Linked DNA regions of Homo sapiens: all the other regions are linked to region 3. Evidence: chromatin contacts called from ENCODE Hi-C or POLR2A ChIA-PET data. All regions are on one chromosome and are shown on one strand. The core of a region is the stretch at or near the end of the contact, and the rest is flanking DNA. Distances in the headings are between cores, read along the strand shown. Region 1 has its middle 32 kb from the start of POU2F2-AS2. Region 2 holds the start of LNROP (long non-coding regulator of POU2F2). Region 3 holds the start of RABAC1 (Rab acceptor 1).

The links. A loop is a pair of places that touch in the nucleus more often than their neighbours do. ChIA-PET counts read pairs that join two places held with the same protein, here RNA polymerase II (POLR2A). Pooled maps may share reads with other maps.
Region 1: a loop to region 3 is called in a pooled map, with 4 times the contacts of the local background. The contact joins the enhancer-like site here to the promoter of RABAC1 in region 3. A Hi-C loop is called at or near these places in 1 of 37 single-sample maps with no recorded cell type and 6 of 50 pooled maps. POLR2A ChIA-PET finds 5 or more read pairs at or near these places in 1 of 52 experiments (activated T-cell).
Region 2: a loop to region 3 is called in a pooled map, with 4 times the contacts of the local background. The contact joins the promoter of LNROP here to the promoter of RABAC1 in region 3. A Hi-C loop is called at or near these places in 5 of 37 single-sample maps with no recorded cell type and 8 of 50 pooled maps. POLR2A ChIA-PET finds 5 or more read pairs at or near these places in 4 of 52 experiments (AG04450, B cell, Panc1 and 1 more).

Annotation. Positions count from the first base shown.
Region 1 is chr19:42,182,641-42,185,894 of GRCh38, reverse strand. It overlaps a transcript of POU2F2 not described here. Among named protein-coding and RNA genes, the nearest start is that of POU2F2-AS2, 32 kb to the right of the region's middle. Within about 2 kb of position 1,399, at least 7 of the 41 ENCODE cell types and tissues checked have a DNase peak (open chromatin) inside an H3K27ac peak, as active enhancers do.
Region 2 is chr19:42,130,911-42,134,193 of GRCh38, reverse strand. It overlaps LNROP (long non-coding regulator of POU2F2), which reads right to left and starts at 1,565. Exons shown (of 3, transcript NR_038332.1): 1 at 1,433-1,565; 2 at 1,166-1,289. It overlaps POU2F2 (POU class 2 homeobox 2), which reads left to right and starts at 1,748. Exons shown (of 15, transcript NM_001394376.1): 1 at 1,748-1,810. The coding sequence starts at 1,783. MIR4323 (microRNA 4323) reads left to right here and starts at 681; the gene lies at 681-749. RefSeq lists an enhancer at 477-526 and a silencer at 807-1,066.
Region 3 is chr19:41,957,472-41,960,798 of GRCh38, reverse strand. RABAC1 (Rab acceptor 1) reads left to right here and starts at 1,478. Exons shown (of 5, transcript NM_006423.3): 1 at 1,478-1,562; 2 at 1,851-2,063; 3 at 2,416-2,513. The coding sequence starts at 1,507. RefSeq lists an enhancer at 1,101-1,390 and silencers at 1,501-1,750, 2,201-2,270.

The sequences.
Region 1 (3,254 bases), core at 150-2,649, 230 kb before region 3:
ATTCAATTTTCCCAGTCTAGTTTTGTGTCCTAGCACACTATAGTGTTGTGATTTATATATGCATTTGTGTCTCTTACTGGACCGTGAGCTTTCTTGATGGCAGGAATTGTGTCCTATTCCCCTTTGTGTCCCCGGTACCTTCTATGGAGGTCATACAAGTATAGATACTCAAGCTGTGTGTATTGGATGGATGAATGGATGAACTGGAGGTTTACATTAACATATGATTTTAAGTTGGTTCTTGGAGTCAAATAGAAGTTAGCCAGGGGGACAAGAGTGAGAAGGGCATTCCAGTTATAGGGAACTGCAAGTACAAAGGCCAAGAGGTTAAGGGCAGATTCAAGGAAGTGGTGGTGGTTTGGTGTGGTTGCAGTACAGGATGCATAGTGGTGCTCCCTGTAGAGGGAGGGGAGCCAGTTACTGTGAAGGGTCTGAAAAGCTGACTAAGGAGTTTGGCTTTTGTCCTGTGTGCAACAGGAAGTAAGAGTTTGAAGCAGGGGAGTGATTTGATCAGAGCCATATTGTAGAAACATTACCCCAGTAGCCAGTGTGGAGGATAGACTAGAAAGGGGGCAAGAGGGGAGACTGGGAGGCCAGGTAGTAAGGAGATTCATGGGCCAAGCAGGAGATGTGGAGGCCTGAACTAGGACACTGGGAGCAGGGAAGAGAGGAGGAGATGGATTTGAGAAATACTCGGTTGAACTCTATGAAATTCCCATTTTGTAAGAAAAAGCTGGGTGATATTGTCAATTTCATATGGTTTAAAATTTTAATATTAATGAAGTAAATGAACTGGATGGGATTTCAATCCTGATTGGATGTGAATATGAGGAAGAGGAAGGTGTCAAGGACAGGGACAATTTTTCTGACTTGAATGCTAGATTGGATGGAGTATCACCATGGGGAGTGGGAACCAAGGTCTAGGGGCATGGTAGAGAAGATGACATGATTAGATTAGACATGTTGATTTTGAGGTATTTTTGGAACCTCTAGGAGGTGGCTGGGTATCCTGATGTGAAGCTTAGGAGAGAGGGCTAAACTGGAGACAAATTTAGGGATTACCAGCATAGAGAAAGCAGTTGTGGGAGGGGATGATTCACCCTGGGAGAGCAGCCCAGACAGAGCTGGAGAACCAAGAGAGTGAGGTTTCTTAGATGCCAAGAGGATTTTGAAAAGATATTTGTGGCTGCATGCTGCAGAGGAGAGTCAGATAGGACTGAAAAGTGCTTGTAGGATTTAGCAAGGAGGAGACTGTCAGGGACAAGGGTGTGTCTTGGGGGGCAGTAGTGGGAGTGCCTTGGACTGGCCTCTGGAAGGGCATGCTGGGCCTGGACTTGGAGGTGTCCCTTCGTCCTTAGTCATGCATCACTTCAGCCACCAGGGGGCAGTGGCCACATGGAATCCAGGTTGGAGGGATTCACTGGGGCCCACAAACTCTTGGAGATGTGGGCAGGGTTGGGGGATAGGTCCAGAGCAGAGGCTGCTTCCTAATGGAGAGAGACATCCCCATGTGAAAAGAGCAGGGAGGAAGTTCTGGGAAGGGCGGCAGGAAGGAGACCTTTCTGTGGGGCAGACAGGAGGCCAATTAGAAATCCCCAGTCTTGGCCCAGAGCGGTGGCTCATGCCTGTAATCTTGGCACTTTGGGAGATCAAGGCCAGTAGATCGCTTAAGCCGAGGAGTTCAAGACCAGGCTGTGCAACATGGCAAAAACCTGTCTCTACCACAAAATACAAAAATTAGCAGGTTGTGGTGGTGCACGCCTGTCGTCCCAGCTACTCAGGAGGTTGAGGCAGGAGAAGGTCGAGGTGGCAGTGAGTTGTGATTGTGCCACTGCACTCCAGCCTGGATGACAGAGGGAGGAGAGAGACCCTGTCTCAAAAAAAAAAAAAAAAAAAAAATCCCCAGTCGTGTCTCATAGTTTCCTTCTCTCTGGGCCTTTTCAGGTGCAGGTGGGTTTTATTCAACATGGTACTTCGAATAGCAATGGATTTGTATTTTGAACCCTGATTTTCTTTGCACTCACTTCTTGATAGTCTTACTCTCCATTCTGTGTTCAAAACATAGTGAACTTTTTTCAGTTCTCACCTGCTTCCATGTGAAAGCTCTTCTTCCATGGGAACGCTTTCTCCATCCTGCCTCCTGTTTATCCTTCAGGTCTTATCTCAGGCATCACCTCTTCTCAGAAGCCTTCCGTCACTGCCCCATCCACCTCCTCTTGGCTCCCATAGAGCCCTATCTTGAGTCTTGAATATTCTGGCTGGTAATTATTTATTTATTTATTTGCAATCAGCTTTATTGTGATATAATTTGCATGCAATAAAATTCACCAGTTGTAAATGTACAGTTTAATGAGTTTACACACACACACAGTTGTGTAACCACCACCACAATCATGTTACAAAACATTTCCATTACCCTAAAAAGTTCCCTCCGGCGCCTTTGCTGTCAGTCCCCTCCTTCCACTGCAGCCCTTTTCAACCACTCATTTGCTTTTCCGTCACAGTAGTTTTGCTGTCTAGAATTTCATGTAAATGGAATCCTACAGTGTGTGGTCTTCTGCATCTCTCACTTTGGTTTTGAGGTACTTCTGTGTTGCTGTGTGTATCAGTAACTGTGTATTTATTGTTCATTCCCTCCCCCACCAACAACTTCAGATGAGGGTCTCTATGAGGGCAGAGTTGTGTCTCATTTGCATTTGTTTCTTCAGCTTACAGCATAGTGCTAATTCGTGATAGTATTCAGTATGCATGTCTTAAATGGAACCAAACTGAATGCTTGGGGAGAGTCAGCCTGGGAGAGCTTCTGAACCCGGGTGTGCATAAGGCAGGACCCATCTGCAAGATGCCTCATGGCCTTTTCATCCCACTCCAGCTGCTCCTCCATTTACTTTGGCTGGTTCTGCTCAGCAGGCCCTCACTTCTCTGCCCTTCTCTAACCTGCTTCCCTTTACCTGGTCTTCGATTCCCCGCTTGTGGTCTCAGGGCCCTGCTCCATTGCCTGCTCCAGCCTCCTCCTGGTCTTTGGAAGTCTCCACACCACTGAGCCCTGGCCTCCCTGAGCCTGCAAGTCTCTCCACTCCTCCTCCTGCCTGTCCCAGGACCCTACCCACTTCAGATGACTCCACATCTCAGTCCAGCTCTGCATACCTCTCTGTCTGTGCCTCCGGGTCCCTGTCTCTGGGCCCCTTCTAGGATGATGGAGACAGCTGGCTGCCCCATCCTAGGGAGCTAGGTTGTGATTCCTCTTCCTTTCT
Region 2 (3,283 bases), core at 316-2,815, 170 kb before region 3:
CCAAGCCCCCCAAAACAAATCCTAACTGAAAACAAAGCTTACTGCGTAAATGTCGCTTTGAGACAAGGCTCCAGTGTCCACTGCTACCAGGCTGCTGTCGGGAAGACCCTCATGTATAGAAATCCTGTGGCCAGTTGCTGTGTGGTCTGTGGATCTCCTCTGTGAAATGGCCTTTACGATACGGGATGTTGTGGAGTGTAGATGCCGGGAAACGGTCACCTCTCGTGTGCATATATGAGAACTGCCAGTCCTTCCTGTTGTGCCCACCTGCTTGCCTGGGTGTGTCTGGGTGCACAGGGCACGTGTGCAGTCAGGGGAGGGCACTCCTGTAGTTGTGCCTGTAGTATACCCTTTCTGAGTGTGCCTGTGTGTGAGTGGGTGCGAGTGGCCAGGAAGTATGCTTGGGCACATATGTGTAGAAGTGCCCTTGTGCCCATGGGTCCATGTGAGGGAGTAGAGGAGGTATCAGTATATGGGAGTGACCATCGTCAGCAGGGAGGGCTGGTGTTGGGGCCTGTGCACATAGATGTGTTCATGCACGTGTGTGTGCACACGTGTGTGTGTGTGAAGTGCTGGGGTTCATCTGTAGAAATACTTGTGTGTGTGAGGGTGAGTCCAGGCGTCTGTGCATGCACCTGTGGTTTAGGGGGCCCCCCAGCCACGGGGCGCAGGATGTCCTGCGGGGCCCAGGCGGGCATGTGGGGTGTCTGGAGACGCCAGGCAGCCCCACAGCCTCAGACCTCGGGCACCAAGAGGAAGAGGGCAGCGGACTCGGGCGCGCCTTTGTCTGAGCTGCGGTGCGCCGGGAGTCCTGCGCCTTTGTGTGACCCTCGCAGGTGTGCGAGCGGAGGTGTTGGGAGGGTGTTGGGGAGGGGAGCGGAGGGAGGGGCTCCCTTCTCCGCAGCCGGCCCCGCCCTCCGGCCCATTGGCTGGGCGCTGCCGCCCTCTGGCGGGCACGGAGGGAAGCGCTGAAATGGGAGCGCCGCAGCGCGAAGAGCCAGCCGGCAGCCCGGGGACCTGGTGCTCCCCTCCACTGGAGCCGCCTCGGGCGCCCGCATTTGGCCGGCGACTTATTGTAGCCCCAGGCCAAGTCCCCGACCCACCGTCCCCACTACCACTGCCCACGGGCACCACTTCCTCCCAATGGTGGCACCCAACAGCTCACCTGCAGATAGGCGCAGGGCTTGCTTGATCTTCCCTGCCGCGGCGTGCTTTTAAGCTTCAACGCTTCTTGGCTCTGGGCCTTTGGGAAAGCTACTGCTCACCTCTCTGATCCTCAGTCTTTTCATCTGTAAAATGGGGCAAATAAGAGTGACCACCACATTGGAGATGGCACCTGTCAAGAGTGAGGCACAGGGTCAGGCATCGGCAAAGCCCTCTCTCCAATAAGCTGCTGGCTAGTGTTTTATTGTTGTTACTGCTGTGGACCCACCTTCTCTCCCAGACCCCCATTCCCTGTTCCAGACTTGTTTGCCTCCATGGGGGCGACAGAAGTCGGGGGGCAACTGTTGCAGGCACCTCTTGGATCGCAGCCGTAGGAGTCGGCTCTTCCAGCCTGCTTATCCTCTGCCCCACTAGCCCCCACCCCCCAGCACACACACATGATTTGGGGTGGGCCGGGCTGCCGGGGCGGGTCTGTGGGCCAGGGTATTTTCCCTTCTGAAGGGGGCGGACCGGCCCTGTGGTTTCCTCCCTGAGTGACTTCCGGCAGGGAGGGCTCGGCCCCCAGAGAGGGTGGGGAGATGACACAGTTGTTCCCCCAGCCCTGGCGGGGCGGGCAGCATGGTTCACTCCAGCATGGGGGCTCCAGGTAAGGGGGCTGGTGCCTGTGCCACTGCTCAGAGGACAGGCAGCACATTTAGGTTTGCTCTGCGGGCCCTGCCTGCCCCTCCTCCTCAGCTGTCTCCATTGTCCTTCTCCTCTGTACTCTAGCAACTCCCTCTCTCCCATGCCGGGTCCCCGCTAACCCCCACAGCTCCTCTTTGCCCTCTCTTTCCACATCAGGCACCGGAACTTCCAACATCTTCTCTTCTCTGTTGCCCTGTTCCGAAGGGTCTGGGGACGGGAGGGAGGGAGCTGGGTGTTGGTAGCGGGCCCTCATGTGGAGAACCAGTGGGGTGGGTGACATGGGCAATCCTTGGATAAGGGCTGCAAAGGGATTGGAATGCCAAGTTGCTGGACTTGGGGGATGTCATTCCCTTTTGAGTGTGTGTGTGCACATCTGGTACAGGTGTGCGTGTGCATGTGTGTGTGCAGTAGTTCTGAGTGCTCTGAGTGGGACTGCTGTGTGCTTGTGAGTGTAGGGGGCTGTTGTGTGTGGCATTGTGGGGTGATGATTGCCTGGCTCCCTTCTTCACTTCATTCACCTCAGATGTCACCTCCTCAGGGCAGCCTTCCCTGACCTCCCCATCTAAACTGGCACTGATCCTGTCACTCTCAGTCCCCTCACCCTGCTTTATCTTTTCTTCACGGCACGTATCACTGCTGGGAATTTCATTATGTGTTTGTTTGTGTGCTTATTAAATGCCTTCTCCACCAAATGTCAGTTGGCTGAGTGAACATTGTGCACCAGGCACTGTACAAGGTGATTTATAGCTGTTGGCTCATTTAGTAGAATGTGTATATGTCTGTATGGTGATGGCTATCACTCAGCAGTGTTGATGGGAGTCTTAAATGAGGTAATACATGTAGCATGCTTAGCACAGTGCCTGGAACATGGCAAGCACTCAGCCCTTCATGCCTGTTTCATTTGTGGCTGTGTAGGCATGACCATGGGCATGAGTCTTGGTTTGGTGGTGTGTGCTGTCCTATATGCGCCATTGTGTGCGGGCACCCGTGTGTCCTCCACCAACATGTATCTATTGAGTAGTTCTGTGTTGGGTGTTGGAAGTACAGTGGAAAGGGTAGCTCAGGTCTGTCCTCCTGGAGCTCCCAGTTTATTGGAGAAGACAGACCTGTCACCAATGACAGTACAGACAGGTCAGGGCTGGGATGGGGGAGGTCCAGGCAGAGGGATCAGGGCTGGGATGGGGGAGGCCCAGGCAGAGGGGTCAGGGCTGGGATGGGGGAGGCCCAGGCAGAAGGGTCAGGGCTGGGGTGGTGGGCACAGGCAGAGGTGTCGGGGTGGGATGGGGGGACAAAGGTAGAGGGGTTGGGGCTGGGATGAGGGAGGCCCCAAGCAGAGGGGTCAGGGCTGGGGTTGGGGAGGCTCAGGCAGAGGGGTCAGGGCTGGGATGGGGGGACATAGGTAGAGGGGTTGGGGCTGGGATGGGGGAGGCCCAGG
Region 3 (3,327 bases), core at 229-2,728:
CTTGAACCCAGGAGGAGGTGGAGGTTGCAGTGAGCCAAGATTGTGCCACTGCACTCCAGCCCTGGCGACAGAGTGAGACTCCGTCTCAAAAAAAAAAAAAAGTCACTTGAACCTGGGCATGGTGGCTCACACCTGTAATCCCAATACTTGGGAAGGCCAGGCAGAAGGATCGCTTGAGTCCAGGAGTTTGAGACCTACTGGGCCAACACAGCAAAATCCCTTATCTACTTAAAAAAATTTTCAAAAAAAAAAAGGTCACCTGGTTATCCCATATAGATATTTTCCTTCCAGCCCCACCCAGCTGCTTTGGAAAATTAGGATCCCAGTCTGCTTAAGGGAGCCCAGGCTTCCCTATACTTCCACACACATTTCTTGAGGCCCTGTTCTGGTTCACCCCATTAGAATTCAATTAGAATTCCAGCCCTGTGGGCCAGGCACAATGGCTCACGCCTGTAATCCCAGCACTTTGAGAGGCTGAGACAGGAAGATCACGAGGTCAGGAGTACGAGACCAGCCTGGCCAACATGGTGAAACCCCGTCTCTACTAAAAAAATACAAAAATTAGCTGGGCGTGGTGGCGGGCGCCTGTAATCCCAGCTACTCTGGAGGCTGAGGCAGGAGAATCGCTTGAACCCAGGAGGCAGAGGTTGCAGTGAGCCGAGATTGCGCCATTGCACTCCAGCCTGGGCAACAAGAGCGAGACTCCATTTCAAAAAAGCCCACAAAACTTCTCAACCTTTTGTCTTTCCCAACTTCACTCCCTTCTCTCCAAAGGTGTGTGTGGCGGGGTCGGAGGTGTCCCTAGCCCCAACTCATTCATCTTTGGGACTCCACAAGGTGGGGCAGGGGGCAACCTCAGATACCCCTCCAGCAACCATGGCCCCCTCACTAGCCTCAATCTCTTGAGGAAGGAATCAATTCCCACAAATTATCTAAATCTTTCTACTCAAAATGTAGTCCATGGACCAGGGGCATCAGCATCACCTGGGAACTCAGAAATGGAAATTATGGGCTCCACCCCAGACTTGCTGAATGAAAACATCTGGGCTAGGGCCCAGGAATCTGTTTTAGCAAGCCCTCCAGGTGTTTTTTTATGCCCTCTAGAGTCAGAAGGACAGCTCTGCACGGTCCCCATTGTGCCTTCCCTGGGAGAGTACACAACGCCCGCTTCTGCCGTTAGAGTTCCCATAACGCCCTCGCTCCTGACAGCCCACATGCACCCTCCTGAAACTACAACTCCTATAATACCCAGAGGCGCGCGCCGTCACTTTCTGGGATTATATCTCCCAAGGTGTTTTGCGAGTCAGACCGCCATCATAGCGCCCATCCTCTTAGTCACCGTCAGGACTACAACTCCCACAATACTCGGCGGCAGAACTACAGTCCCCAGCTGCTCCGGGGCTGCGCCACGTCGACTCCGCTGGGTGGGGCCGGCGTCGGGCGGGGCCGGCGGGGTCTTCAGGGTACCGGGCTGGTTACAGCAGCTCTACCCCTCACGACGCAGACATGGCAGCGCAGAAGGACCAGCAGAAAGATGCCGAGGCGGAAGGGCTGAGCGGCACGTGAGCGAGCTGGCTCTAGGCCCTCGGACCAGAGACCCGGGAGTCCGGGCCCCCGGCCCCCTCCTCCCTCCTCCCTCGAGAGCCTGGAGTCCCAGCCCCGAGCCGCAGAAGTGTTGGCCCCGGTCTCCTCTAATGGGACCCTGGAGTCTGGGCCCCTAGTCCCCTCCCTGCCTGCTGTACAGGAATCTGGGGTCCCGGGAGGGAGTCCAGGCACCCTTAGTCCCCTTCTTTTGCGGGGGTCTGGGGCTCCATCCCGGTCCACCACTGACCCGGCCCCACCCCCCGCAGGACCCTGCTGCCGAAGCTGATTCCCTCCGGTGCAGGCCGGGAGTGGCTGGAGCGGCGCCGCGCGACCATCCGGCCCTGGAGCACCTTCGTGGACCAGCAGCGCTTCTCACGGCCCCGCAACCTGGGAGAGCTGTGCCAGCGCCTCGTACGCAACGTGGAGTACTACCAGAGCAACTATGTGTTCGTGTTCCTGGGCCTCATCCTGTACTGTGTGTGAGTGCCTCCCGGGCCCCGCACCCGCACTAGCCCCGACCGGCTGGACCCCTCCTCTCGCCGCTCAGGCCCCGCCCTTCACCGCCCGGTCCCTCCTCTCACCGCCCAGGGCCCTCTTCTCACCGCCCAGGCCCCGCCCCCAAGGATTGGCTCTGCTAGACTACCTTGTCACCAAAGGGCCAGGTCCCCTACCCCACCATCACCCTGGCCAGGATGCAGTGTGACTAAATGTCACCTGGCCCTCCCTGGTCTCCAGGATGTAGCTTGCCGCCCGCCGGTGGAGAAGGCCAGGGCCGTCGGGCTGGCCCAGCCCCAGCTGTCTAACCGCTGCCTCCCTGCACTCCTCCTCCAGGGTGACGTCCCCTATGTTGCTGGTGGCTCTGGCTGTCTTTTTCGGCGCCTGTTACATTCTCTATCTGCGCACCTTGGAGTCCAAGCTTGTGCTCTTTGGTGAGAAACCCCCTGCCCAGATGAATCCTTGGTCCCTCAAATCTTGGTCTTTTGGAATGCAGACAGACCTCAGACCCCAAATCCAAGTCCTTCAAAACCCAAGTCCGCCCAAGCCTAGATGTACACTAGATCCCCCAAACCTGATCCCTTAAAATCTCAGACACAACCGATCCTTCCATCGAGTCTCAGCCCCCTCAAATTGCTATTCCTCAAACCCAGGATCCACCTGGCTGCTGTGCCTTAAACCTACTCCTTTTCAAACCACATGACTCCTCCCCTCTCTCTCCTCCCCTTGCCGCTCTCTGCGGCCAACATCAGCTGCAGGTGCCCACACTGGACACCAGGTGGCCACCTTACACTGGCCTAGATCTGTTCCCGTTTCTTTTCCTGCTTTCTGGGGTGTGACCAGAAAGAACTTGGAACTTAGAGAGGGAAGCCGAGGAGTATGTTTCATGTGGTTCCCAGACTAGTAGTACCAAGGACCACTGGGAAAACAAAATGCCAGGGGAAATTCCCCCCAGGGGAAAATCAAGGTTTGGAGTGGGGTCAGGGAGTTGGGATTGGACAGTTAGGTAGACCTGAAGGCCAGGCTCTTCAGGGGCCTGCAAGTTATGTGCTTGATGGGCTGGGGTGGAGGGAGTGCCTGAAGCACAGGCACGACTTGGCTTCAGCTGATCACCGTCACCAGAGCATGTAGACCCCATCCCTGAGACTTCTATGAGAAGCCTGAAGTTGGTATTTTTATGTGAAATCGTTCACTTTGCCAGCCACAAATCACATCCTTGCAAAACAGCTCAAAAAACACATCCACAGG